Regions from separate parts of the Mus musculus genome. Here region 2 is linked to region 1. Evidence: chromatin loops called from intact Hi-C (ENCODE). Cell type or tissue: gastrocnemius. All regions are shown on one strand. Links, peaks and the distances in the headings refer to the core of each region. The heading gives the core; the rest is flanking DNA.

Region 1 (14,952 bases), core at 3,759-11,758:
GCAAGCAAAATGCTCACACACATAAAATAAAATCAAGATCAAAAAATAAAACTGCAGACCTAGAGACATACAGAGAGGGAAAGAGTCATGTTGGGGAAGGGGGGTGAAGGAGAGAAAGAGAGAGAATTAAGACTGAGGCAGAGGGTAATAGAAATAAGCAGGTACAGAGAACAGTGGAACACAGAGATTCGAGGGAGACTAAGAAACAAAGACAGGGCCGGGACGCTGAGACACTTCCAGAAAAGAATCAACCCCAGCCTCTTCCAGCGTCCCCTACCTTGCTCCCCAGGTCTGGGCTCCCTGCCAAGCAGGAAAACTAGATCTAACAGGCAAGGCGGGGGCAGGAAGGTGGCCCACATTCCCGAACAGCCTGTCCTTAAGAACTGACAGCCACACCCAGGGGCTGTTGCAGGAGTGGGCCCCTCCAGCCTGTGCCCTAGTCTCAGATAGGTGTCCCTCCTGAGGGCTGTGGAGACCAGGGGGTGTAGTAACAGACCTGAGACCTTGGCAGGGCATGAAAACCAGGGGGATAGAGTTGACCTGAGTCTGGGGCAAGGTGTAAGCAGAGATGCATGTGAGACGGCATCCAGAAGCCATAGGCTGGCAGGCACCAGGAACCTGAGGAGGAGCAGCAGCGACATTAGGGAAGCCAGGCCCATGAACAGACAGGCTTCCGGAGCAATGGAAAGAGCCAGGCACGGTGGGTGGGGTACACTTTGTTTTCTCCCCAAGACAGAGTTTCTCTGTGTAGCCCTGGCTGTTCTGGGACTCACTCTGTAGACCAGGCTGGCCTCGAACTCAGAGACCCACCCTCTTGCCTTTGCCTCCTGAGTGTTGGGATTGAAGGTGGGTCAGTACTACCTGACAAGACTCAGTCTTTTTTTTTTTGGGGGGGGGGGCGATTGGAGAGTGGCTTAGAGGACCAGGGTTCAACTCCCAATACCCACATTGCAGCTTGGCATCATTTGCTACTTCAGTTCCACGGGATCTGATGCCCTCCTCTGGCCTCCCTGAGCACCAGGAACACGTGTGGTGCCGAGATTTACAAGTAAGCAAAGCACTTATACAATAAAATAAAGGTTATTTGTGGGACACCCGACTCGCCAGCAAGTGAGACGCCACAACAGGATCCTTCTGCAACAAGTTTATTGGGAGAGCATGGACTGCATAGGCGAAAGACCCCGAGCCAAGAAATGGCGCTGTTTATATAGGCCTAGGAGTGACGTGTCCATACCTGATTGGTTATGCTACCAGTACCTCATTAATATGCGTCGGGCCAGGCAGTGACTCGGCAAAAAACTCTTATGCACATGCGCACATTGGTTGTTTACCCAAATTCATGGGTGGTGGCCAGTGGTAGCCAGCGCCATCTTGTAATGGCGTTTGCGGCTTCCCACAGTTATTTATTTATTTATTTATTTATTTTTTTAAAGATTTATTTATTTATTATATGTAAGTACACTGCAGCTGTCTTCAGACACTCCAGAAGAGGACATCAGATCTTGTTACAGATGGTTGTGAGCCACCATGTGGTTGCTGGGATTTGAACTCTGGACCTTCGGAAGAGCAGTCGGGTGCTCTTACCCACTGAGCCATCTCACCAGCCCCCCACAGTTATTTATAAAAAGAAAAAGGAAAAGTAACAGAAGTGATAAAGTCCCAGGTGTGAATTCCTAGGAACCAAAGGCACAGAGCCCAGGAGTGCCAGGCCAGTGATGTTACAATGTCAATGGTGTCTTTAGGAGTCAGGAGCATACTCAGGAAGCAGGAGGTAGACCTGTCTGGCATTTGAAGGTACTGTCCAGAACAGTCCCCCAGAAACAGCTGGGGGACTAAGAACAGGTCTTATAGGTACAGGGGACTTGGGGGAGATGTGCGCGTGCGCGTGCGCGGACACACACACACAGTCTCAGGGAAAATAGATATGAGAGTTAGAAGCTGAGTGGGGATGTAGGGTTAGGCATTCGAGGAACAGAGAAGTCTCAAACTCTTGCACCTCCCACACTAGTCTCCGCCCTGCTTCAATCCCCTGCCCCTTAAATCCCCTGTCAATTCAACTGCCACCGCACATTGAGGATCTTAGACAGGATGGTCACCTGCTTGGCGTTGCTGCTGCTGCTGCTGATTCTAATGCTGTTGCTTTGGTGGGGTGGGGTGGTCCGCCGCCAAGCTCAGATGCAGAAAGACTTACCCCCAGGGCCCGCACCTCTCCCGTTGCTGGGGAACTTGCTACAACTACAGTCTGGAGACTTGGACCGTGTGCTCATGGAGGTAGCTTCTACTGTGGGTTGGGGGAGGTGGATTTATGAAGGTGCTGTTGTGCCCAGCCAGAAGAGGGGTAGAAATCCCAGTTCACTGAAGAGACAGGATTGGGAGCCTGGACTCCTGTGTCTGAGGGAGGAAGGCTGGAGTCTGGTCCCCTGTGTCTGAGGGAGGACAGTGAGGCCTGGACCCCTGTGTCTAAGAGCTGATGCCTAGACTCCAGGGTCTGAAAAGTGAGGGGCGGTTTAGAACTAGACCTGTAGAATGAGGGCATGAGACGGAAACTTTGGGATCTAAGGAAGATGAGAGCTCTGAGGTCTCCATGGCACTTCCCATAGCTCTCCAGCCACTGGGGCCCAGTGTTCACTGTATGGCTGGGCCCGCTCCCTGCAGTGGTGCTGTGCGGCTATGAGGCGCTCCGAGATGCATTAGTACTGCAAGCAGATGCGTTCTCCGGCCGCGGGGCCATGGCTGTCTTCGATCGCTTCACCTGCGGAAACGGTGAGGCCCAGGGTGGGTGGAAGTGAGTACTAGACCCCTCAACTTGGTCTAAGGACCAGTGAAGCCGAGCAAAATGGGAGGTGCCTAATAAAGAATGGTGCTAATGAGGACGAGCTATTAGGCCTGGGGTCCAGTAGAGGTTCACAATGTAACCAATAGCAGCCTAAATTCCTAAGCCCTAAGAGCTGGTCAGGGATCCTACCCTCAAAGATGTCAGGCTGCGTGGTTTCAGCTGAGGTGCTTGGCATATGGTCTGGGAAGTGCAAAGCAGTAAGAAGTCATCCTTAGAGCGGCAAGGAAGCGAGCGACTAGGCCCAGCGTGGCCAACTCTTTTTTTTTTTTTTTTTGGTTCCCACTGTAGGCATAGTGTTTTCTAACGGGCCGCGTTGGCACTCGCTTCGCAACTTTGCACTTGGAGTGCTGAGGGAGCTTGGCGTGGGTAGGAGTACCATTGAGGATCGCATCCTGGAGGAGGCAGCATGTGTGCTGGATGAATTTCAAGCTACCATGGGTGTGGTCTGGCAGGGAAAGCATAACCACCTGGTTTGGGGTCGGGGGTGGGGGGGAAGGGGGGGATGGATGGAGCTATGTGGAGGAGGGACACAGCTTCTGTGTGAGGGTGCTAGAGGCTTGAGGACGAGGGTCTCCTCTGCAGATCTTACTAAATGTCACTTTTAGGGGACCACAGCTTGATTACTCAGAGCTGCTCTCACCCCCCAGGAGCTCCATTTGACCCCCAGCAGCTACTGGATAGTGCTGTATCCAATGTCATTTGTACTGTGGTTTTCGGAAAGCGCTATGACTATGGGGACCCAGAGTTCCGGAGGCTCCTAAACCTCTTCAGTGACAATTTCTGTATCATGAGTTCCCGATGGGCTGAGGTGAGAGGATGGGCTCCAATTTCTCATTTTACATGCAGCCTTGTGCCAAATTCCAGGGGCATAGCCCTACCTACAGTGGCTACAGATTTAATGACAAAGTTCTACAACACACAAAGTCCTGATTTAATTTTTCCACAAAGAAACCATGGCCTTGTCCAGGGCCCTATTAAGACCATTTCAGCAGGGTATGATGGCACATGCCTTTGATCCCAGTACTGGGAAGGCAGAGGCAGGAGAATCTAATTTGAGGCCAGCCTGGTCTACATATAAAGTTCCAGGTTAGCCAAGGATAGTGGGAATAAGAGAGAGAGAGAGAGAGAGAGAGAGAGAGAGAGAGAGAGAGAGAGAGAGAGAGAGAGAGGAGGGAGGGAGGGAGGGAGGGAGGGAGGGAGGAAGGAAGGAAGGAAGGAAGGAAGGAAGGAAGGAAGGAAGGAAGGAAGGAAGGAAGGAAGGAAGGAAGGAAGGAAGGAAGGAAGGAAAAGGAGAGGGGAGGGGAGGAGAGGTGTGGAGCAGAGGAAAGGAGAGAACCCTGTCTCTCCAGATATATAATATGTTCCCATCCTTCATGGACTGGATCCCTGGGCCCCACAACCGAATATTTAAAAACTTCCAAGAGCTCCGACTCTTCATCTCTGAGCAAATTCAGTGGCACTGGCAGTCACGACAGACTGGGGAACCCCGTGACTTCATTGATTGTTTCCTCGACCAAATGGATAAGGTACCAGTCCCTGCTACCCTTAACCATACCCACCCTGCCAAGCAGCAGGCATTAGAGCACCTCTGTCCATTCCCAGGAACAGCAGGACCTGGAAAGCCATTTCCAGGATGAGACACTGGTGATGACTACTCACGATCTTTTCTTTGGTGGCACTGAAACCACAAGCACTACTCTACGTTATGGGCTCCTCATTATGCTCAAGTACCCTGAGGTGGCAGGTTTGAGAACTGGGTCCATCCCTCCCCTCCCCCTAAGTGAAGAGAGGGTGGCTGGGGTGGGATCTCAGTAAAGCACAACTCAAAGCCTCCAATGACCGCAGCCAAGGTGCAAGAGGAGCTGGACGCCACTGTAGGTCGGACCTGGGCCCCTAGAATAGAGGACCGTGCCCGCTTGCCTTACACCAATGCGGTGCTACATGAGATCCAGCGTTTCATCAGTGTGCTACCACTGGGGCTGCCCCGGGCCCTCACCCGAGACGTAAACCTCAAGAACCACTTCCTGCACAAGGTGCACATGGAGCCTGGGAATTCTGCACTGGGGAGAAGGGGACAATTCAGAGACTAGGTTCGGTGAGGGCTAACACAACCAGTACCTGGGGCTCCCTCCCAGGCTCTGCCAACCACCTTAGGGGCTGGGGTGTAGCTATGTGAGATCACTTGCCCAGCACCGCAGGGCCCTGTGTTAGGTGCCAACAACAGAAAGAGTCTGGGTGAGGGGCTCACACTCAAGTCTGTGGGTCACACTGTTTTACCCACAGGGCACATTCGTGATTCCCCTACTTGTGTCTGCACACCGGGATCCCACCCAATTCAAGGACCCTGACCATTTCAATCCCACCAATTTCCTGGATGACCATGGCGAGTTCCAGAACAACGATGCCTTCATGCCCTTTGCCTTAGGTCTGGGGTAGGAGGGAGGGGACCTGAGTGGCTAGCACTGGGGGACTGGCAGGGGCTTGCTCATCCCACACCTGCACCCACACCCACAGGAAAGCGGATGTGCCTGGGTGCTGGCCTAGCCCGTTCCGAGATCTTCCTCTTCCTGACGGCTATCCTGCAGAAGTTCTCCCTGCTCCCTGTGGGAAGTCCTGCCAACATCAACCTTAACCCACAGTGTACTGGTCTGGGTAATGTGCCCCCAGCCTTCCAGCTCCGCTTGGTGGCCCGCTGAGCTTGGGCTTCACTGGTGATCTCAGTGGCCCTGATATCCTTACCTGCCCTAACTGTATGTGTAAATCTCTTTACAGAGAGGAATACAAGTGTGTGCAGCTCTGAGGTAAACTTTTATTTCTTGGCTGGCAGAACCTCCATACCCATGCTCGTCATGGCACCCTACTCTGCCCAGACAGTGGCAGCCCAGTCCATACACTGCCACAGCCAAAGGGGCTGGGGAGTCACTTCACATTCCAGGCCGGAGGAGTGGGGACGAGGGTGAGATGACACCCACACCCCAACACACCTTTCCAGCAAGAGGCCATGACTCACCTCAACCCCAAATCCTGCCTCTTCTCAGCTCTACACTCAACGGACCAGACACAGCCACCAGTCATGACCGCCAGCCACACTGGCCACTGCCCAGGTCAAAACCCAGCACCGCTCGCTCACGGGGCAGCAGAGGTCTCTCCTTGTTGCTCCTCAGTGATACTTAGTGCCCTCCACACCACACAGTACAGAGGCAAGCCAGAAGCAGCAGCAGTGGCAGGAAAGGAGCGGGCACTGAGGCAGGAGCTGCTGCTGGTCCACGCAGCTCTGGGGCTGGCCATTAGGTAGGTGTAGTTGGCTGTGATACTGGTACTTGAACACCTTTCTGTCCCGATGCTGAGGATGAGAGGAAGACAAGAAATTGTGAATCACTAGGAAGGGACAAAGAAGCCAAAAGAAACCTGCGAAGATGGGGAGAACATTAACAGAAAAAAAAAAAAAATGGGTCTCAGGTAGGGGATACCAGGAAAGTAGGCAAGAACTGGGCAAAGGGACTGGTGAGAAAGACCTGTGGGAGCGGGCTGGCGGCAGTGCTGGCCTAGTGTGGCAAAGGCCCTGGGAACCACTCTCAGCACCCAAGGGGGTAAGAAAGGCTAAGGACCTGGCAGCACACAGGGACTAGGAAGGACAAAGGAAGAAAGCACGTACCTAGCTGATACTTGTCTCTGGCTGCTGCCCGTTCCTTGGCATCAAAATACCAGACAGTGATGGCGTACCTGAAAAATTGGGCAGTCAGAATGACTTTTCTGCCATTCTAGAGCCACCTCAGCTGACACCTCCACCCTTGCAGGTCCCACTTAGGCCCTCTCAGCATCTCATCACTCCCCTGTCAACTCTGGGGACTGGGGACAAGCTAAGAAATGTTTGGCACAGGGGAAGCAGCTGGACAATCCCTAAAGTACAGGTCATACCTGGTGGCATAGGCTGGCTTCACCTCATGTGGGTTCCGTCGGTCAGACCAGAAAATGAGCAACCGGTCAAAGAGTGGCTCGATGTTGGCTACCACTGGCCGACCCTCGGGGAAGATCTGCAGCAGGCCGCCATGCACCTGGGGGCAGGCCAGATGAGTCTACTGGTGAAGCCTGTAGCCTGTCTTACACCGCACCCATGTGCCCACCAGGGGGCGCAGCGCCAGCACACATCACTCCCTCCCAACACTCAGGCCCTTAAAATGAATGACAGCCCAGAGTCTACATTGCCATGGAGATGGGCAGGAAGCTACTAAAGACAGGAAAAGGGGGAGAATGTACAAGTCTGGGTGGGGCTAAGCAGACGGCACCATTCCCGGAAAAGAGGGAGGGCCCACAGTCAGCTAAAGAGGAGCCAGCAGATGTCACTGCCCTGTGAGCTGAGGAGTGGAGGGCAGGATCCCAGCTGGAACATAAGCATACCATCCCAACCCCAAACCCTACCTTAACATCCCAGTTCTGATTCAGGTAATAGATACAGGTGATGCAGCGCCCATCGCCGTGGGGATTGTCAACATGCCTCACGTACCCGAGCCCATTGCCTGGATAACACGCCACCATGGCCTGGTAGAAATGGAGAAAGGTGGTTTACTGAGACCAGGCAGAGGGAGTTCCAACCCAAGAGACCTTTGTCCTCCTTCAGCCAGATTCCATCCTCAAGTTCACAGAAATCTAAGCTCTTTTGCTTCAACAAGCCACACTCCCACCTCCATCCCCACTCTAGAACCAGAGGGACTCAATGTGTAAATGATGGTTTGTGCTTGTTAGAGAGATCCTAACCTTAGCCATGTGTAGTGGTGTGTGGTACACACCTGTGATCCAGCACTAAGCATGCAAGCTTTAAGGCTGGCTTCAAGTACTCAGTGAGAGCACAGAATCTCCTAAGTTTTGAGATATGGAGGCTCCTTGAGTCTGGAGCCTCTTCGAGTTAGTTCTGTTAGGGTTCGAAGAAGGTACAGCCTAGATTTTTTTTTTCAAGGTTCTCTCAGGTGACTCCACTGTGAAGTCATGCTGACTTGACCACACTTGACTACAGTCTCCAGCTACAGGATCTGTCCCGTGAATATAGGACAGGAACCTGACCTAGAACTCCAGCTCCAAGCATGCTGCACACTGCTGCCATCCCCAGTCCTCCAATAGGCCTCACCTACCCCTCTGTAAAATGGAGTTGATAAGCACCGCCCATTAACAACATCTCAGAGGCAGGCCTCCACCAGGTCTCATGTCTGTGGCACAGGGCTGCCTTAGGGTTCCAGATTTTCCCTGTCTCTCAACCAGACAGCCAGGGCCTGAGGGTATTTGTTACCAGGAAGCTAACAGACAAGGCCCAGCCACCTCTGCAGACCCAATATGCAGGGCCAAGTCTCTGTAGCCAAATGAGCTGTGGCACTGGGGAAGGAAATTAAGTTCCCCACTCGAGGTAACGCCACTTGACAGGATGCTGAGAACTGAACTAAATTGTGTGCATCTGCAAAGATACAGCGCCTGCTGCTCCAGGACAGAGAACTGAAGCACAAGCTGAAACGTTACAAAGTCAGAGTCGCCCCAGTGCAACTCCATTGGGAGAGTTCACAGTAAGCAAAGTGAAGTAGTTAGCATGAGAACCCTTTGGCTTTTGCCCAGTCAGCAACCATCTCTCTTGATCCTGCCACTCAGGTACTACTCTGCAAGCTGGGGTTCCCTGACAATGCTCAGCTACACTTTTGGGTCCAACCTAGCCCAACAAGACAACCATAGAAAACCACTCCTAATCAGACCCATCAATGTGTGTTGCTGAAATAGGAGGCTTACCCAGCACTCCATGAAGGTTACTTCAGCCCTACATCCTCCTCTCAAGACTCTCCTCTACCCACTGACCCCAGGGTTCACCCCGCTGGCACACTGAAGCCCTCCCTGCATCCCATCTATACACCCGACCCAGCACACACCCTACTTTGGGAAAGAGCCTTAGTAAGGCCACACAGCAGTAATGAGCTTCACTACCAGGGTACAGTAAGTGACAAGGTCCCCAGGGAGAAAACCTGGCCTCTGAGCTCAGGAGGGCAAGTCTTCCCTGCATGACTTCTGCAGATGGGATGGCCCTCTAGGCAACCACTCACTGGGAGGAAAGCATGTGGCTATGGCCTGGTGGCTTGGAAGCAATGAGTCACTGATTAGAGATGGGCAAGGCCTCCTGAGCTGGAAATCCAATCAGGGCTCAAGCAGGTTCTTCGAACTGATGGGGACAGCAGACAGTGCTGTACTACCTTTAATCAATCCCCGCACAGCACTACACACCCGGAAAAGTACAATCCCCACCATAGGGCCAAGACCACCGGCCTGCAAGTTCTGACTCTCCCTCTGCTCCAAGCCTCAACACACCTACCTTCTCCCCACCTCAAAGCCTGCAATCCTGTCTGTGTTATTTTAACAGGTCCCTAGACCTTAGCACAACTAGCATCATGTTAGGGGAACTGTCCTGACCTCAAAACCTAGCATATAAGAGACCCAATACCTGTCAGAACAGAACAAAGATGTAGCCCATGGTTCCAAGAAAATCCTAAATGCACCAACCTTGCTCTTCTGTCTTGGCTTCTGTAGTTCTGCTTCTTTCTAAACTGAAATGTGCCAACCAGAACATGCTGTTTGTGCATAAAAGACACACAGCTGTAAGGCTCAGGGTTGCATGATCTAGGCAAGCTCTGCACGCAGCTGACAGGCAGCAATGAAACCTTTTGGGCTTTAAGAGTGTCTATGTGGTGGTCTCTGGTGGACTTGTCTCACCTCACTACTGCTCAGGACGCAGCATCTAGGTGGCTGTCCAAGAAGCTCTGGGCCAAGCCAGAGTACCCAGGGTTCTACCTGCAGTATCAAAGTGCTGCTCTCAACAGCGACACCCCGCCCCCCCCCCCAAGGAAAAGTTTCAACCACAGGGACAGCAGTAGAGTGACAAAGAAACTTACTCTCCAGGATGCCGGAATCACCGCTATTGGAATAATGTACCAAGGACCATACCATGCCACACACAGCATTATCAGAAGCCAGTGACTCAGTCAGACAGCAGGCCCTGCCTCCAAGCTACAATTAAAGGGGCAAACTACACTAGCTGGACCCTCCCTGGGGATCCCTCTGCTCACCCTGATGCCAGTCAATTCCTCCAGCTACAAGTCCACAGAGAAGAGACAGGGAAAGAAGGGAAGGGAAAGGCAGAGGAAGAGCTCTGCTCAGGAATGACCTAGGCTAGGTTACTACTGGTCAAGGCCACACTTCTGGCCGGTCTCCTCACTGCCACTGCCTCAGATCACTTCAATACCCCCCAGTCACAACTCTCGAACACAGTAAGGGAGGCTACATGTGGCCCTTCCTTTGTAAGTGGGAGAGCATGGAGTTGCCATGTAGAGTGCTTGGGCTATAGCTCCCTCTGTCCCTCTGACCAATCTGACCTGTTCTTTCCTCCCGAGGGATAAGAGCCACTTAAAAGAACCTGACTCTTAGCCCTCCACAGTCCTAGCTCAGGTCCTGTCACTAACACAGGTGGGAGGAGGCCCCACCTATCCCTTTAAATTGCTTTCCCAAATTGCTTGAGTAGCCAGGCACTTGAACCAGCTTTCTCATCCTCTGAGGCTACAAAGCTATGTCCCAGTCCCTGGGTGCTCAGCTCTCCTGGTGTCCCCACTGACTTCCCTCCTGCAAAGCTGCTGAGCTGGGGAAGCAACACCGATCTTGCCTGCACAGAAGCCAAACCCAGGGAGGCTCTTCAGCTATCAAGTAACAGGAGGGAGATGGAAGTAGGGCAGGTTCCAGCTGGGGTGGGGAGGAAACAGACCTGGGCCTGGGGGATGGGAGGCAGGGGCCATGGTGCCCAAGCCAGTTCCAGTCGGAAAAGAAAGCTGTACTGAGGCAGAACCCAAGATAGGGCCGTGGAGATATGGGAGGGCACCATTAGGGCAGAGCGCAGTCCGTAAGACCACCAGCCTGCAGCAGGCACTCTCTCAACGGACTGTATTCAGATCACACCAAGCCTCAGACTCACACACCCTTCCATGAAGAAAACAGGTATGTCAACAGACTAGAAAGGCCGTGGAGGTCACTGTCTGTCCAGTCGGCTCCTGACAACTGCCCACTAAATGTACACCTTTCCCAAGAAGGTCTACGGCTTTCAGCAGATTTATCCGAAAAGCCCTGACTTCAAAAGCATTAAGAACTACTGTTCTGCAACAAGGAGGCATAGAGGAGAAAAATATAAAGGCAGAGGGTCAAGGAAAGAGATCAGAGACATGCAGGTAGGAAGTGACAAACAGTCAGAGAACAGAGAACAGGGACTGGGGCGGGGAAGAGTGGGAAAGAGCCTGACAAGTGCTCTACCTGCGCGAGCACACTGTCACCCAGTGTCACCATTGGGAAGCTGCTCCTGGTGCTCCTGGCTCCAAGAGTAGGCTCACAGGGCAGAATGGAGGCCAGGCTCCGTGCTCAACTAGACAGGCAGCACCCCATCCTCGGCCTAGGCTAACTCGACACTGCCAGCCTTCCCTCCGCCTTCTGGTTCTGCCATCTGCGTGCCAGCTTCACTACCCGTGGTCTAAGGAGAGTCTGGACAGTCAGGGGCTCTGGGTCTCCCAAGGTCGAGGACCACCACCACCCCGGGCTGAACTATTTCTGGTACAAAACTCAAAGTTTGGAGGGAGGTAACTGTAGCCCCTCTGACGGAGGTGCCTACACCCTGCTACATAACCCGCAGAGGATTGTCTCCAGACCCCCATGCCACAGCATCAGGCACGCACCAGAAAAGTGCCTTACCTTGGTGCGCCCATTGATGACGTAGTTGCCCAGCCGCCCTGCACAGTGGCGGATTACTGCGTCCACGTGAGCCATGAGGGCACCAATGCTCCGGCAGCCTGGCTCGTGACCTTCTACCCAGGCAATCTGGTCCCCACGAATGCTGCGCGGTGGGATCGCCCGCTGGCTCACTAGTTGCCCATCACGAAGACGCCCGCCCCACTTCAGGGCTTCCACCTCAGCCAGCACACGGCCACCCAGTACTGCCCCCAAGAAGTTGTCCTTGACACAGATACCATAGTACCGCATGCAAGGCACAATATAGTCCAGGGCCAGGCGCTCAGGTGCAGAGGGCTGGACTTCCTCCCTCAGCCTAGCACTTGCCTCGCCACTGCTACTGGTAGTGTTGCTGCTGCTGCTGCTGCTGTTGCTGGCACCGCTGTCACAGCCCATACCACTTTCCCCCTTGGCCTCCTGGTTCTCTTGCCTGGCCCACGGTCGCTTGCTGGGTGAAGGGGCATCCCCACCATCCTTGGCCCACTTCCGTTTGGGGGCCTCAGGCCGGGCACCCTGGGCCGCCAGTCGCTGGCACTCCTTGGTGACCAACGCAGCAGCACCTTCACTCTGCAGTGGCCAAAGCTCACCACCATCCTGCCCACCAAAGCCCTCCCGCAGGGGACTGGCAGTGGTCGTAGTAGCAGTGGCTGTGGTTCTGGGGGTCCCATTGCCAGCCGAGGCCTCCCCAGATGCTCCTGGACGGTGATAGGCCGGGAGCAGAGGGCAGGGCAGGTAACTCTCCACCCCCATTCTGGCTCGGCTAGACTCCAAGGACTCTGACACAGACCCTGGCAACTGAGGGAGAGCTTGATTCAGGGCCTGCGGCTGGCACGGGCTGTCCATGGCAGCAGTGTCTTCATCCCCCGGGCATGGAGGGCACGGCCCGGGCCCATGGTGCCACCCTCCTCCGCCTCCTCCTCCTCCACTTGATGCAGCCCGGGGCCGCTGGGCCTCGTGTGGGGCAGGGTGAGGCAGGGCAGGCAGCAGGGGCTCCTCTAGTGCTCTGGGGGTGCTCGCTGGTCCCCAAGTCCACAGTTGTCTCTAGGAGCTTGAGAAGGGACTGATGGGGGTGGCTGGAAAAGAGAAAAGGAAGAACTTAAAAGAAGTCAAGAGACGAGCAGGTGGGAAGGGGTGGGGATGGTACCAGCAGGAAGTAGATGACAGACTGGGCCACAACAAACACACACGCACACAGGGAGACAACATGGGGCATATAACTTGGGAATTTGAGAGGGAATGTCTGGCATAAAGAGTAATAGAGAGAAAGTGCAGAGAACGTTGCATGACGGCCCAGAGAGGAAGGTGATAGGGAGACAGATATCTGTGGACGAAAAGCGACGATGCAAGTGGAAAATACAAGGTACCTGCCTGAGGTTTCTATAGAGACTCAGAGAGATGAGGAGGGAGGAGACACAGAAAACGGGAGTGTGGAATCTAGGGTAAAGTCAGGGTTGTGGGGAACCAACGGGCAATGCCACCGCGCAACATTCGCGGGAACCTAATCGCCTGGGTGGAAGATTACGAGCCAGGGCAGGCGGGGAAAACCGGGAGTCCAGGGACAAAGAGAACAGGGAGAAAAACAAGACGGCAGGGGAGCGGGAGGGCCGGTGGGGTCGACCTGTGCCCTACGGGAGGAAGCCTACTGGGGCCCGACACACACCCAGCCGGAAGGGAGGTCCTGCCAGACGGACGGACTGACGGAAGGGAGCCCGAGAGCAGAGTCCGACCCGACTGCCTTCCTCCCAACCCCCTCCGCCAGGACCCAGGGGCCGCGGGACGCCCCGGGTGACTGAGGCGGGGCCGCCTCGGCCCGGCCCCTCCCCTTGGTGGTTATTGCGCGCTCCCGTGGCCCCCAATGGTCCGCCCCACCGCGCCGGGCGCGCGCTTCCTTCCCCACCCCCAACGCCCTAGCGTGGGGTCGCTGCCGCCCGCGCGCGCTCCCGCCTCCAGCCCCGTCGCCCGCGCCCGGCCACCGGGCCTCAGACTCCTTCTCCTCCCCGGGTCTTTCCCTTCGCGCGACCTCCTCACCGAGCTTTTTCCTCCGGCCTCGGCGCCGCCGTTTGTGCCAGCCGCCCTGCGCTTCGCAGCGCGCCATACCCCGCCCCCCACCGCCCGCGACGCCCCGCCCCCGCCTCGCCCGCTGGGCACGTGACAGCGGCCCGGCCGAGGAGACTGCGCGTGCGCGAACCGCACGTTGACAGGAGGCTTAGAACGCACTGCCCAAGAAGTGAGCTGGTCCGGGACGCGAGGCTTATTTGCATTATGTGCTCCTCCCCTTCCACGCGAAAGCAGACACGCAGGTTCAGTAAAAGGCGTTCTGTGAGTTCTCAAGACGGCCCCTTGGAGAGGGGTACAAAAGAGCAGTTTCACACAGAAAGGCCCACCCCTCGGAGCCAAAAGTGTCAGTGAACTTGTCAGCTGGGTTCTTGGCATTTGCTATGCAAATGTCTCATTTACATGGGCCGCTCCTGCACACAGCCCAAGAGTATATTGAGAAATGACTGCGCAGTTAGTTGGAAAGTGTATGTAAATTCCTACGTCAGTAATTTACATAAGCACTTAAAAAAAAATAACGGTGAGTACGGGACGTCCTTAGAGAAGCGAAACCGGGTAGAACAAATGAGCAAATGTGTACTATTTGCATGACCCGCTCCTCGCTGCTCCCTCAGGGCAACTGTGGGAGTCAGATTAAAGCAACCTGGGACAGACTCACAAAGAAGACATTTGCAAAACCCAGCTCCTCTGTAGCCCAAGCGGATTTTTTGTTTCTGTAGTGCTGGAGACTGAATCCAGAGCTTCACATGTGCGATGCAAGCGCTCTACCACTAAGCTACTCTTAATATTTATACCACCATTCCGGGGAGGGCTGTGTGGATAGGGTTATTTGAATGCCCGACCCTTTCCACCAACTCCAGGGCCTAACAAATGGGCAATAAGTGGGCTTGGATACTTGCTGACATTTTGTGAGAGCAGCTGAAGCTGTCCTGAGGGGGGCTGCACCTGTCTCCAGAAGGCTATGGCTATAAAGACATCAGGGTACATTAAGTATGACCAGGAGTCCGGGTTGCACAAGAACCACAGTGGCACATGGCGAAGAATGTTCGTGTTCGCAGGCACACAGACACACACAAAGAAACAAATCTCCATCAGTGCACACACAAACCTCAGGAGCACGTGTTTTTAGGAACACAGTGAGCCACCGTCCTAGTTTGCAGACATGAGGTGGTGTACACTAAGTCAAACCAGGCACAGACTCAAGACCCCCCCTTAGATTCCCAAGTCCTCGGTCTTGATGTTGCACACAACAGCAGCCTCACCAACACAGTCAC
Region 2 (14,952 bases), core at 4,641-12,640, 1.9 Mb before region 1:
ACAGGCCAACACCCACTGCCTGAAAGGCCACATGGGCAATGGGAGGGGTGGGTGTATGCAAATTATGCTTGCTCTGCACAGGGGAAGAGGAGGCACCACCCAGGCCAAGGCCTCCGGCTTGTACATCCTATAGATTCAGAAGAACCCAGCACTTCCTTCTACCCCATCTCTGTCTCCTAACCTGTGCCAGCTGCTCAGCTGACCGTATGCCACTGAGGCCTCCGCAGCTTCCCGCTGGCATCACTTGGTGTGACACCTCCATCAGGATGTCCCTGCAGGCCCACCAGGCTTTGTGGCAGCTGAGATGACATGACACCTCGGTACTGTGAGTTCTTTACTTCCCACACTATCATGAAAACTCCTGAAGGCCAAGGACTTCCCTACCTGGTCTCACTGTGTCCTCGATGCCTGCAGTGCCCGATAAAGAGATGCTCAGAAAGAAAAAGTTAAAGGATAGAAATGGTAAGCGGGCCATTCTAGGGCTCTGCAGCCCCAGAACACAGTCGGAGGTCGCTCCTGCCATATCTCCCTGTATCTCCCTGTCCCCACTGGCAAAGCCTCTCATTCTAGCACCTGACTCCACTGGACACTCTACACTGAGGTCATGGGGGGACCACCTGCCCAGCTCCTCTGCAGCATTCCCTGCACCCCACTGGCTCTGTGTCAAGTCAGCCTGGCTACCATGCCTCTTATCCAAGTTCCCACAGCCTAGATACTCTGGAGTCTGAGACCATATCTGAGTTTCTTTGGGTCCCTGAGTCTATCTAGCTCAGAGATAGAAGGACCAGAAATGGCTGTCATACCCAATCCCCTAGCACACCTCCAGACCACAGTGGAATATCCCATGGGCAAAGACTGGTCCGGAGACAAGGATGTTGGTTACATGTCTACATAATCTACCTCTAGGGAGGTTGAGGCAAGAGGATTCCAAGGTCAAGGCCAGCTTGGGGATTATATATTGAGTACCAGGCAAGCTGGGTCACATAATAAAAACCTGTACCAACACACACACACACACACACACGAAAGAAACTAGAAGCACAGAGAGAAACCCACACTCCATTCATGTTGCAGCTGCCCAGCCTCCTGTTATGGTCTGGCTGGCTTCTCCACCTGGCCCTTGGCAGCACCCATTTGGTCTCAGCAATCTCAGCTCCAATGGATTATCACCCAACTGCGAAGTCAGCTCTACAGTGACAGGGCTTCCCTGACACAGACCTCACTCGGCACATGTCCCGGCCAGGCAGTGTCCCAAGAGGATTATGTGGGTGACTGTCTCTTCTGACAGCAGCTCTAGGCAGGACCACTGGCATCTTACTGTACAGATGCAGGAACCTGACCCCCAAGCCCCACCTCTGTCACCTGCCCAAGGCCAGGCAGTCTCTTTAAATGCCAAAGCTGAAGACAAGAGAGAGCAAGAGTGAGAGAGAGAGAGAGAGAGAGAGAGAGGGAGAGAGAGAGAGAGAGGCGCTCGCCTTTAAATCTCAGCACTTTGGGAGCAAAGGCAGGTGGAACTCTGTAAATTCAAGGCCAGCCTGGTCTTCCACACCCCAGATGAATGTGGCATGGCTCACCCTCCAGCCCCGGGGCCCACCATAGGCACTTTACAGCGTTCTCAAGGCCCATGGGTACTTACCACAGGTCACCTTGCCTTCTGAGGAGGGCCTGCCCAACTCCTGGTGCTGCTGGTGCTGCTGCGAGGCTGCAAGGCCTGCTCTCCGCCGCTGCCGGGCACCACTGCTAGGGCGGCCCCGACTCCGCCGCTGCCGCTTGGTTGGTGGGGAGCCTAGAAGACAAAGAAGCAGCAGCTTAGGACCAGGAAGGAATGCCAAGGTGGGGTGCTCAGAAGGAGGAGGTCTTAGTGCAGTGAGCCTTTGGGGGGACCTTCTAAAAGAGGGGTGCATGCACCACCATACAGTACACCCTTGCAGGTCTGACCCTAGAGACTGCCAACACATTCACAACAGGAGACAGGCTTGACAACTGCCATCTAGAACCACCACAACCAGGGTATGGTGGCACACACCTGTAACTTCAGCACTTGGGGTACAGGCAGGACGATAAGGAGTTCAAGGCCAGACCAGCTCTAAGAGATCCTGCCTTAACTGCTTATCGCCATCCCACCCCCAAAATAGAGGCTGAGGATATAACTCAGTGGTATATTATCTAACATGGCTCAACCTCTCCCCCTCTCTCTTATACACACGCACATGCGCACGCACATGCGCACTGGCTCAGTGGGTAAAGGTACTTACTACTAGGCCTAAGGACCTGCATTTGATCTCTGGGATGCACCACAGCTCTGTACACACAAACCGGTGTTTTGCTTTGTACTTTAAAGACAAAAATCAACAAAATAAGAGTGCAACAGTCTAGCTGGACATAGTGGTGCATGCCTTTAATCCCAGCACTCGGGAGGCAGAGGCAGGCAGATTTCTGAGTTCGAGGCCAGCCTGGTCTACAAAGTGAGTTCCAGGAAAGCCAGGGCTACACAGAGAAACCCTGTCTCGAAAAACCAACCAACCAACCAACCAAACAAACAAACAAACAAAAAACAATGCAACAATCTCTCAAGGAGGAATGATATCCATGGTAAATTGTTGAACCCAGTAACACAAAGCAGGAGCCAGGCATAGTCCCTAAATGTCTGCATCTCTATACTCAGGAGGCTAAGGGGAGTGAGAAGCAAGCAACCACAGGCCAGGCTGCTCTACACAGCAACCTTGTCTTAGAACTGAAATACAGAAGAGCCTTGGAGACAAATTAAGTGTACAGTTTGTAACACTTTGCCTAAGAGAGAGAGAACCTGAACTCTCCTCTCCAGCCATTTTTTACTTTTGCTGGAAGCCCTGAAAGGACACATTAGAAAGAACGAAAACTGGCTGCTTACACAGTGAGTTTCAGGCAAGCCCAAGCCACCTTGTAAAACCCTGTCTCAAAGTTTCTTATACAACACACACACACACACACACACACACACACACACACACTCTCACACACATGCTTGCAGTTTTGCCTTTCAGTCACTTAACTGTTTTATACACTTCGCAGCATAAACGAAGGATAAAATCAAAGGGCACAATGAACTTGGCCCACATGATTGGTACCACCAGGATTCTGGTGAAGGAAGTAGGGCAGGTACCTTAGAACAAGGGTTCTCAACCATCAGATGTCAGACCACCCTTTCCTAGCTAGGGGTCACAGAAGACCACCTGGAAACACAGATTCCACATTAAGATCCATAACAGCAGCAACACTAGCTACAAAGTTGCAAGTTTTATGGTGTGAGGTTACTACAGCAGGAGGAATCCTATGAAAGGGTGGAAGTAGTAGGAAGGCTGAGAAGCACTGCCTCAGAACAGTGTGGCTGCAAACTCGGCTGGATTTAAGCAAAGAACAAGAACAAGCACATACTAGTGGCTGGCGCACATCTTTAATCTCAGCATTTGAGGCAGAGGCAGGTGGATGTCTGTGCGTTCAAGGCAAGTGTGGTCTACATAGTGAGTTTCAGGCAAGCCCAAGCCACCTTGTAAAACCCTGTCTCAAAGTTTCTTACACACACACACACATACTCACACACACATACACACATACACCAGTAGTCAGATTTTAAAGGAAAGCAGAACTGGAAAAATTTACAAAAACTGGAAGAAAAACTGTAACACAGTTTGCAACAGTGTAGGAGAGAAATCAAAACACTCTTGAACACTCCTTACATGTCACTTCTGTTGCAAACCCTGAAAGAATACATTAGGAACAAACGAGCCTCTACAGATAAAATGTGGTGTTGCCTCACTACTGCGGTAAAACAAAGGAAGTAAATCTATCTCAGAACCAACGGCCAAGACTCTCACTGTAACAGTAAACAGTCAGGGGTGCAGGCTATGGCTCAGCAGTTAGCCTGTACATAGCTCTTGAGCCAAACCTGAGTTCAATTCCCAGCATGCCCTCCTGAGGTGGCTCCAACCATGAGTAACTTAACCTTTTTTTTTGGGGGGGGGGCAAGGGGGATCTGACATCTTCTTCTGGATTCCCTGGGGATGAGCACCTAAGTCTATAAACCCAAATATACACATACTTAAGAGTAAACTTAAAAGCCTCAACCTCTGCTGGGCGTGGTGGCGCACGCCTTTAATCCCAGCACTCGGGAGGCAGAAGCAGGTGGATTTCTGAGTTCGAGGCCAGCCTGTCTACAGAGTGAGTTCCAGGACAATCAGGGCTATACAGAGAAACCCTGTCTCGAAAAACAAAAACAAAACAAAACAAAACAACAACAACAAAAAAGCCTCAACCTTGCCAGGCAGTGGTGGCGCACCCCTTTAATCCCAGCACTTGGGAGGCAGAGGCAGGCGGATTTCTGAGTTCCAGGCCAGCCTGGTCTACAAAGTGAGTTCCAGGACAGCCAGAGCTATACAGAGAAACCCTGTCTTGAAAATAAACAAACAAAGCCTCAATGTCTTGAGTGTCCAAGGGACTGTAGGCCTAGCACTTTCTCTGAAGAGCAAGCATCCAATTTCCCATCCAGCCAAGAGAAGTTGGTGTCCTACACACCCAGTAATGGATATTTGGTGTCTAAGTATTGAGGTCTCTAACAGAAGCCAGACTCCCTGACAAGCAGATGACTTTGGGGGTGACAGGTGCAAGGTGAGTCCAGGACATCCTGGAGCATCTTAAAGCACAAAGCAGGAAACCAGGGAGGCACACAGGTCCAAAAGACAGAGCTGAAGCCATTCAAACCTTGGTCAGAATGACTAATTGACTATTTACAAAGTGAATAGTAAGTAGCTACACAGTGATTCCTGGAAGTAAAGAAGGGAGGAGAGAAAAGCTGGAAAGGACTCCATCTGCCAGATAGAGAACAAAGGGGTGGAGGTAGGGTGAGTCATGCCTTTAATTCCAGCACTGGGGAGGCAGAGACAGGTGGATCTCAAGAGTTTCAGGCCAGCCTGGGCTACTTAATGATACTCTGTTGTTAAATTAGAGAGGTAGAACAGCTGAACTGTAGAGCGCCTGCCTCAAATTCCCCAGTTGAGGGCCTGGGGGCGTAGCTTAGTGATAGAAGCCCTTGCTGAACATGCACAAAACCCTAGGTTTAATGTCTAAGACCACACACACACACACACACACAAAACAGAAAAATATTAACTAAAAACAACAACAACAACAACACATTTTAAACATTACTCTTTGTTCCAGTCTCATGGCACAAGCCAGTCAATCCCAGCTACTAGGAAAAAAGTAAAAAAGTAAAAGAAAAAAAAAAAGCTACCATATGAACAAATAAATGAGTTACAAACATTAATATGGCAAATGGTCCAGGCAGGGTTCACAAAAGGATGTTAAATGCCCTGGAGGAACAACTGGGTGCAAAGCACACTAAAAAGCATTCTCTTATACACTACTAACCACAGCAGGCAAGTTACTAGCCAATCAGCACATGCCTGTTGAGGCAGACAGGGAGACCCAGCTGGAATTCCATGCGGAGGAGGCATAGACTGGGGCTTCCCCAGGGCAAGTTGGCTAGCTGGACTAACCTTATTAGAAAGCCCTAGGTTCAGCCAGAGACCCTGTCTCAGCGAACAGAGGGAATTAGGAAAACACCTGGTATCAACTTCTGCATACATGAACACAGGTGAATGTGTACCTACACACACACACACAAGCCCACCACATACCAATACACACACCCCAAAGAAGAAGTCTCTTCCCAATGTATAAATCTGGCCAATGTGACCATAAGTGCCTGACCGCACTTCCCTATTCATGGTGAAAACTTCAGCACAGGCATGGTGCCCATTGTAGCTACCTGGATGCTGGGGGGATGGGGGTGGGGACCAAGTAGCAGGACACCATCATGTGACACCGGCATGTGACAACCAGAAAGACTCTCAGAACATTGCTCACACTGACCAACCCTGTAGGGTGGACAATACCAGAAGACTCTGGGCTGGGGAGGAGGCCAGCACACACAGTTGTGGTTTGGTGGTATAGAGGCAGTCAGCATACTGGAGGTCCAGCCCCACACAGAGAGAGGGAGGAAGATGGCTCTGTCTGTCAAGAAAAAAAGTTCCTACTCTACAGAGGTTACAGAGGTAAATACTGAACGCCAGTTGGCACAGGGGCTCACATCTCTAATTCCAGTACTGGAGAGGGGAAAGTCAAGAGGATGACCTCTAGGTCAGTGGTTCTCAACGTTCCTAATGCTGAGACCCTTTAATACAGCTCCTCATGCTGTGGTGACCCCAACCATAGAAATACTTTAGTTGCTACATTTTTTGGGGGGAAGGGGGTGGTTCGAGGAAGGGCTTCTCTGTGTAGCCCTGGCTGTCCTGGAACTCACTCTGTAGACCAGGCTGGCCTCAAACTCAGAAATCTGCCCGCCTCTGCCTCCCAAGTGCTGGGGTTAAAGGCATGTGCAGGCCACCACTGCCCGGCTTAGTTGCTACTTTATAACTGTAATTTGCTACTGTTATGAATTATAATGCAAATGTCTGTGTTTTCCATGGTCTTAGGCCTCCCCTATGAAAAGGTCTCAATCCACAGGTTGAGAACCTCTGCTTTAGTTAGAGGCGAGTCTGGGGTACAAAGTGGGTTCCAGGACAGCATGGGCTACAGAATGACACTCTACCTCAAAATAATAACTATTATTTTTAAGCTGCATATACATCAAACAATATTAACAGACTCCGAGACTTCACAGATTTTAAGAGGCTGGAAAGTGGACTATGAAGAGATCAGAGAACTAATATCCATTTTCTTAGGAAGAAATCTTCTCATATTATGCTGTCTAACTCAGAGCTAGGTCTAACGATATCTGTAATATACTTCCAAAGTGCTCAATGAAAACCTCAGAATTACACACACACACACACACACACACACACACACACACACGCCATAGAATGTTAGTCATCCCTCAATCCAAGTGAAGATATTCTCTGTACTTTTTTTTAAGCTTTATTTATTCATATTGTGTATATGGGTGCTTTGTTTGCATGTCTGTCTTCATACCAGAAGAGGCAATTGGATCCCATACAGATATAGACAGTTGTGAATTGCCATGTGGGTGCTAGGAAATGAGCCCTTGACCTCTGGAAGAGCAGCCAGTGCCCTTAACCACCAAGCCATCTCTCCAACCTCTCTGTACTGTCTTTTAACTTTTCTGAATGTTTGAAGTTTTACATAATTAAAAATCAGGGGGTGGGGGGTAGGGGGTGGAGAGATGGCTCAGCGGTTAAGAGCACTGACTGCTCTTCCAGAGGTCCTGAGTTTACTTATATATATAAAATAAATCTTTTAAAAAATTGCACTCGAGCCGGGCGTGGTGAAGCACGCCTTTAATCCCAGCACTTGGGAGGCACAGGCAGGCGGATTTCTGAGTTCCAGGCCAGCCTGGTCTACAAAGTGAGTTCCAGGACAGCCAGAGCTATACAGAGAAACCCTGTCTTGAAAAACCAAAAAAAAAAAAAAAAAAAAAAAAAAAAAATTGTGCTCGCTCTCTCTCTCTCCTTCCTTCCTTCTGCTCTTTCTTAAAAAAATAAAAAAATAAAAATAAAAAAAAATTCAGGGATGTGGCCGGGCAGTGACAGCACACGCCTTTAATCCCAGCACTCAGAAGGCAGAGGCAGGTGGATTTCTGAGTTCAAGGCCAGCCTGGTCTACAGAGTGAGTTCCAGGTCAGCCAGGGCTATACAGAGAAACCCTGTTTTGAAAAACAAACAAACAAACAAACAAACAAAAAAATAGGGATGTGCATGTGTGTATACACTGACTAGAATACAATAATTTAACAAGTTAAAGGCATCCATCATAAAATAAGCCTTAGCAATATATCCAGCCATGACTGCTGGGTCACAGGCAGCCTGATGCTATCTGAATGAGTCCCTGTGACACAACCCTGTTGCTTCAGGACACATGCTTTTCCTTCCTCCGATAGCAATAATAAACACAGGCACACCGCAAAATACAAAACCCTTCGGGCCATTTCCTTGATGGACCAGGATGTAGGACATTAGTCACAGGACAGACTCACCTGTGTCCCACTGACTCTGAGGAGAGTCCGAAGAACTGCTCGCCTGTCGCCGACGCCGGCAACTGTCCTCTGTCCTCTTGGAAGAAGAGCTGGGATTGCCATAGCTGTATCGCTCAGGGGACACTGGGGAAAGAGAATGGAAGAAGCTATCTCGGCTTCCTCACCTCTCAGCCCCGCATCCTAGGAAGAGTGCCCAGCCACGGGATGCCTGACCCAGCCGCTCAGAGGTCACACCCAAATACCCACGCTTCCTCAAGCACCTCCCGCCCAGAGGTTGTTCAAAGGCCTCCCAGGACAGAGTACTCATGGGGCGGTTCAACCCGTGTCAACAGCTCCAGCTGCCAGGGTTCCTCTTTCAGTAGCCCAGGTCCCTGTAATAGCACTTGCCCCCATCTCCAGCTCACTCTGGAGCCCCATGATATATAAGCAGGGCTCTCTGCTTCTTGAGGGTGACACTCAAGACAGTATTTTTTCTAAAAGCAGACAGCCTATTCCTAGAGGTGCCCCTCTGCTTACACAAATCCCACAGGCTTATTGTGGGACAGAAAAACTCATAATTCCCCCCTTCCCAACCTCTGCACTGTATCTCTCAAGAAAGAGCCCAACAGCACACCTACAGGCTCCTGGCACCTGACTCCTCCCCTCCTAGCTCCTCCCTTTGTACCCCAGAATCAAGGGCCTCAACCCTGGAGACAGGCCAGGCAGGTTTGAATCCTTGCTACATATACTTTGCGTGTGACACATTTTCATGCCCCCCACCCCATTTCAAACGCCACCTTCTTAGGAAAGTATTCCTTTGTTGTTACCTCTCCTCATTCTGGGGGTACTCTATCCCTCTCTACGACCATATCCAAAGCTAAGTTCCTTATTTACTATTAATTGACTTCTCCACTAATACAAGTTTCGTGGAGTTGGCATCTTGGCTGTAACTTCTCTGTAGCCTCACATGCTGCAAGGTACCCAGCGTCTCTGAACCTGTTGTTTTCCCTGGGGGCGGGGGAGGGCTGTCAGGTGACAGTGCCTATGAAACCTTTCCTATGAAAGGTTTGTCTCTTCCTGGCATAAAAAGTTCCACAAACAGTGGCCACAATCATTACTGATATGGCCGAATCCCACAAGCTCACTTCTACCTAAGCCATACCCTCTCACTGTTGAGTTTCTCGCTGTGAAATAGGGGAGACTGTATATCCTTATCAGGGAAGTACAGGGGCCCAGAGGGAGCAAGGTGTTTCTGCAACTTCCTATTCAAACCCTACCTGGCCGGCGCCGCTTGCGCGCCAGATGTGGCAGGAGGTCGTGACGGGCTAGCACGCGCAGGAGTTGGCTCAGCAGCCGCAGGTTGCTCTCGTCGCACTGCCCGCGGCGTTCCAGCTCCAGAAGCAGCTCCAGGCCGCTGCGGGCGCGGGCCAGGCCGCCGGGGGCGCCGGGGGCCTCATCCAGCAGGAAGGCCAGGAGCTCCAGTTCGCACTCGGTCAGCTGCCCGCCCACTACCTCGAACATACGGTGAAGCGACAGCATGCCGTAGTAATCCAAACACTCATCCTCCTCCCAGCTCGGGGCCGGGGTCGACCCGGACAACGCCATTCCCAGGGGAGGGGTGCGGAACAAGCTCAGAACCAGGGCCTAGAACCCACACGGCGGGGAGGAGGTCGTGGTCAGCGACACAGTGGCTCAAAGCCCACAGAGGCCAGAGCGTGGGCCCCGCAAGGTGTCTCCGGGCAGAGTCGCCCCCCACACCCTCAACGGTCTCAACCTCTCTCCCTCCCACGGACAGGAATGGTATCGCCCGAGATCCCATAGTAACAGGTCGAACGCTAGACCCCACCGGTCCACATCACTGTCGGGAGGACCAAGCCCAGATGCCCTTTTCTGAGTAGTACGTTTCGAACTTGCCACCGACTGACCTAGACGACCAGCTCGAATGAGCTACATGGCCCATTGCAGGGCACCTTGTCCACTGCCCGGTGACTTCGGATGGCAAATGTCCGGTCATAGCCCTCGGGTTCTGTCCACTAGTACCTTCCTGCTAGCTCCAACATCCCACTCAAGTGATACCTTTCAAAAGTGACCCTCGGCCCCCTGCAAGTGGGACCGACCAAGACAACCCTGAGCGCCACACAGGTGGTACTGTCTGAATCCGACCCCCCCTCCCTGAAAGGGCGATCGATCCTGCCCTCACCCGAGCACCCAAGTGGTTCCAGCTACCCTTCACCAGTCACCTTTAGGCCTCTCTTATCCTCACCAGATTCCAGCGTCCGATGACTTCTGGGCGACGGCCGCAGCCACTTGTTTTGGATCTTTCTGGCACCTTCTCTATTATTACGCCTGCGTCACCTCGCTCCTCCTCTTTCGCCCAACTCGCGCAGGTGCGACCGCCACGCCCCTACAGCGCAAGCGCAGAATCAGACCTCAAGCTCCACCCCTTCCAGGACTCCAGATCCGCCCCTAACCCAAGCGTCCGGACTCTCCCTTGCTGCGCTTGCGCAAGAGCAAAACCTCGCTGTGTCTTGCTCTTGATGGTGGTTTCAGGCTCGGTGTGTGTCCCCTGAATCCTATGACACGACCTGGTGGAATTACTCATCCCACAGACTACCTCTTCCTCCTGATCACGTCCTAGACACCCACATGACCAGTGCCAACAGCTGTCAGCGCAAAGTAAACCAGTCACGAGGGTCCCGACTCCCTGGAGCGCTCAAGGCTCATAATCAGGACTTGTAATACAGTATGCCCCATTCTGGTGGCAACCAGAAACCTACAACTCAACTCTGCTGTCTCAGATCCTACATGGAAATTCTTGCTCATACAGCTCCCCAGCCCCAATTTATAAATTCTCCAGTCGCAAGCAGCAGAATGATACCTCTTCCCAAATCTCAATAGACCTTGCCACCCCCTGTGTGCAGCACATTCCGAAGACGTCCATCAGCACCTCCTATCATAGACACCACACCCACGGTTAGAACAGCCTTTGTACAATCGCTTCTGAGCCCTCTTGAGTCTTGGAGCCACCCAGATGCCCCTCCTAACCTGCACCTATGAGAGCAATCCTGTCACAGAAGTGGAGGCTAGGGTGTCTTCATGTCCCCTACACGAGGCCTTGAGCGTGACGGTCGCTCCTCCTCCCCCACTTAGGTGACTCAAGGTCAGGGCCAGCACGTGCCTAAGACAGGTCTCTTCTAGGACTGGTTTCCACCCCCGGAATTGTCTCCCTAAGGGGCGGGAGGCTCTGGCTCAATGCTGGCTGTTTGTTTCCCTTTTCTGGGCCTTAGCTTTTCCACCTGTGAAACGGATGGCAGTGGAGTCCACGGTATGGGCTCTCTGTGTGAATATCATTGAATCAGACAAAGAATGGGAGGAAGGGGAAAGCTATTTATAAACGGTAAAGCTTCTATGATGGGTGGGCTATAGTGAGTACTACGGTGTATCAGGCCCCGAGCCGAACATTTTTATGTGTATGACAAAATTCAATGCCTTCAACAACCTTTCAGGAGATGCGATTCCAGTCCACTTTGCACGTAAGCAAAAACTGAGGCGGCGCAGGAAAAGTACAAGTGTGTCTGGCTTTTTAGTTACGCTGTCAGAAACGCTCAGTCTCTTCTGCTACGAGATAACACCTGTCAAAGTCTCGCACCGCCACGTTCATTTGTGCGACCTCGCTCTATAAGGATGCACACTTTTCTCCGCTGAATTTTCAAACAGCAGGAAAGGAGCGGCCCCGGAGAACTGCGCAGGCGCCTCTCCTGGTCCCGGACACCGCCTCCAGGGCACTGGTGTCTGCGTGGAGAAACTCGCGGAGCCCCGCCTGACTCCCAACACGCAGGCGCGAGGGCGCGTGCCCTGCGCTACCAGCTCTGATTGGCTGCCTCTCCTGAGAGCACCGCCCAATGGGAGGCGTGGATAGTGAAGGGTCCTACACTACTGGAGTGGAGGGTCTGTGTCAAGAGCGGCAGGGGCTGCTTGGAGGTAAGAGAGATGGGTGAGGGCGCCGCAGGGCGGGCGGGGAAGAGAGCGCTGGGTGTAAGGAGAGAGTGGAGGAAGAGGGAAGGGTACGCTCAGGGTCGGAGAGCCTTGGGGCCTGCGCTTGGGGCTGGAGCAGCGCGGGATGATCGACAGCTCCTTCCTGTGTGCCCTAGAGGCGTCGTTGGATCCCCTGCTTGTGCTGGCCTCAGCTTGAGCTCGCTTGCACACCCCACCCCTGCAGGGGGCTCTCACGCTGCAGAGAAGAGGAATCTGGTAGGAGGGAAAAAAGCAGTGTAGCGGGAAAGTTGAACTTTCAGGCCCCTGGTGTAGGTGCTTAGATCTCCTTTCCGTATACAGAGGTATTAGCTGAATTCCACCTACCCCCTGACACGGTGTAGGACTGGGAGGGAAAAGAATGCAGGCGGAAAAGTGTCCATTTCGGGATACCTGTGCTACTTTCTAGAAGGACAGTGTTATTAGGATTGTGTGCAAGTTAAGTGAGTTTTGGAAGGATTGAGTTGGATGAAATTCAGAGAGCACATAGGATTGGGTCCTGTGCACCATGTTTTTCTGTGTATGAGCTCATCCATACTTTGTAAAGTTTGGGCATCCGCTCCTTACCTGCTACAAGCCATGTAGCATGCTCTGATCCAAGCCAGGGGAGTTCTGTCTTGGCAGTGAGGCTGTAACTAAGGCAGAATGCTAACCTCCCCCACCCCCAGCCCATTTGATTGTTTCTAAGAAAATCCTTTATGGACTGGTTCGGACTTAATGAGGAGCCAGGCAGGTGTAGTGGCACCCGCTTTCAATGTCAGCACTGGGGAGGGAGAAGCTGGTAGATTTCTGTGAGTTTGAGGCCAGTCTGCCCTACATAGTGAGTTCCAGATAGGCCAGGGTTACAAGATGAGATGCTTCAAAACAGAGCGCACTTAATGGGGTATTTGGAATTGGTAGATAAGGAAAGTTTGGTTCCTGAGCATTTAGCAAGTCATTTATCTGCAAATGGTTTATTGGTCATCAACTAATAACAGGGCCTTGTACTGGGCTATGTATCATGGAAATGCATAAAATGGGTAGACATGTAGTGTGCACAGAGATGGTTAAGGTCCCAGGACATCGTCTATAGGGAGCCTTAACTCGTCACTGAATGAGTCTGTGTATTTACTGTGTGCTGGGCACCTTTCTTGGCACTGGAAACACCTCGGTGGTGAAGAGGCTAAGATCCCTGCCCTCTGGGAGCAGTACATGAGCAGCCTGTATGCCAGGGCTACCAGCTAAAGTCTCCATGCTCCTGGCATGAGCACAAGTAAAGAGGTAAGGAAAGTGGCCGATGGCACTTGGGAGGCAGAAGAAACAAGGCTGAGAACCAGACGTCCCCGTGTACATACTGAGTGAGGTCAAGGCCAGCCTTTGTACATAGACTGTCTCTACAAAACAGAACCAGCAAGGCAGTGGCGGCGCACAACTCTAACCCCAGCACTTGGGAGGCAGAGGCTGGTGAATCTCTGTGAGTTCAAGGCCAGCCCAGTCTACAGATCTGAGTTCCAGGACAGTCCAGGGCCACACAGAGAAAATCTGTCTCAAACAACAGCAACAACAAAAACGGGCCATCTTGCTGGCCCAGGAGGTAAAGGCGTGTGCCTTGCAGCCCTGATGACCCCAGTTCAATTCTCAGAACCCATATACCATTGGGAGGAAAGAATGGGCTCCGAATGCCATGAAGTTGTCCTCTGTATGCTACATGTATGCCATGACGTGTGTTCATGCATGCAGGCACACAGTAACATAAACAATGACAAAAAATGGTGGCGGTAGGGCTATAAGGTGGCTCAGTGGGTAAAAGCAATTGGCACTGAGCCTGATGACCTGAGTTTGACGCCAGAGCCCCATGGTGGGAGAACCAGATCCTGCAAATTGTTATCTCACTCCACACACATGCTCCCCCCCAGCCCCCCACCCCCCGCAATTAAAAAAAAAGTATAACAGTAAATAAAATCTCCTTAAATTGTAGGTCTTGGAGCAGAAGGCTTAAGGTGGGTTCATGGAATGGACTGTAGGCTCCTGTTGTGTGAAAGGGGTTGGATTAGGTTGAGACCAGACTAAAAGCCTAGGACTTGGACTGTCAGGTTGGAGAGTTTTGTATCCCTGGGGCTAAGTGTGGAAGTACACATACAGAATCCCACTGCTGGGGAGGCTGAGGCAGGGTCGCTCTAAAGCTACCCTCTATTGCCCAGTGAGTTTGAGGCCAGCCTAGGTTGCAAACAAACCCAAGCATTGGTGTTTGTTAACCAAGTGCCTGGCCTGCCGTAGGCCTTGTGGTCAGTCTGACTTTAGTTCCATTTTACCGGTGAGAAAATTGATCTCAAGGGAGAGGAGGTAAAGTGGGAGAGCTCAGACTCAAGCTGAGGGAAGTCTAGTCCCCGCTGTTCCCTTAAATGCTTTGCTGTGGGGCTACAGGAGCGGAGGAAAGGTGTTACACAGAGGAACTTGCATGGGTAAAGGCTGAGGGGCCAGAAAGCTCAGAGACGGAGAGGGAATGGGAATGTTTGTGTGTGGGCTTCTGAGAGGGCAGAGTTAGAGGCCAGGCTGCAGGGTGTCCATACTGTCTTACAGATACCTGACTATAGTGGCTACGACAGACTCAGAGACGTGAGACCATGAAAGGCTGAGGCATAAACCTTTAGCTACAACTTGACTGACAGACTGGTGAGTAGTGGAATGAGCTAGGGAACACCTGAGACATCCTACACTCCCCTTGGGTTCCTGGTGTGCCACTGGCTTCTGCCCTTCTTTCTCCAGGCACTGCCTTCCCCATAATGGCAGAGATGGTGGCAGAGGCAGCTGAGATACCAACACAATCATCAGGAGCAGTGGAAATCTCAACGGCTGTGTCAGGAGAGCTGGCAGAGATGGCGACAGCAGTGACTGAGATGACCTCTGGAGAGGCCCTTGCCTCGTCCCTC

Evidence for each region. A loop is a pair of places that touch in the nucleus more often than their neighbours do. Peaks named below come from ENCODE experiments on the same cell type or tissue, not always from the same donor. Only the 100,000 strongest peaks of a DNase experiment are listed, where the experiment ranks them.
Region 2: it touches region 1 in a loop (9-fold over the local background); 1 of 42 quality-filtered maps calls a loop at or near these places.

What each region holds. Positions count from the first base shown.
Region 1 is chr7:27,153,033-27,167,984 of GRCm38, forward strand. Cyp2t4 (cytochrome P450, family 2, subfamily t, polypeptide 4) reads left to right here and starts at 682. Exons shown (of 10, transcript NM_001100184.1): 1 at 682-700; 2 at 2,084-2,271; 3 at 2,601-2,763; 4 at 3,125-3,274; 5 at 3,484-3,644; 6 at 4,186-4,362; 7 at 4,439-4,580; 8 at 4,682-4,869; 9 at 5,120-5,261; 10 at 5,351-5,532. The coding sequence starts at 682. The coding sequence ends at 5,532. It overlaps Egln2 (egl-9 family hypoxia-inducible factor 2), which reads right to left and starts at 13,770. Exons shown (of 6, transcript NM_053208.4): 1 at 13,652-13,770; 2 at 11,588-12,696; 3 at 7,256-7,375; 4 at 6,755-6,891; 5 at 6,492-6,559; 6 at 5,626-6,179. The coding sequence starts at 12,466. The coding sequence ends at 6,124. In gastrocnemius, for the core only: a CTCF peak has its summit at 6,961 (motif pointing right); DNase peaks (open chromatin) are centred at 6,965, 11,356 and 11,672; H3K4me3 peaks cover 4,245 bases; H3K27ac peaks cover 5,074 bases.
Region 2 is chr7:25,209,513-25,224,464 of GRCm38, forward strand. It overlaps Dedd2 (death effector domain-containing DNA binding protein 2), which reads right to left and starts at 10,347. Exons shown (of 5, transcript NM_207677.3): 1 at 10,252-10,347; 2 at 9,289-9,655; 3 at 8,033-8,155; 4 at 1,637-1,786. The coding sequence starts at 9,616. Zfp526 (zinc finger protein 526) reads left to right here and starts at 11,913. Exons shown (of 3, transcript NM_175436.5): 1 at 11,913-11,992; 2 at 14,603-14,695; 3 at 14,789-14,952. The coding sequence starts at 14,806. It overlaps Mir7048 (microRNA 7048), which reads right to left and starts at 8,213; the gene lies at 8,156-8,213. In gastrocnemius, for the core only: a CTCF peak has its summit at 9,450; DNase peaks (open chromatin) are centred at 9,626, 10,446 and 11,859; H3K4me3 peaks cover 3,842 bases; H3K27ac peaks cover 4,030 bases.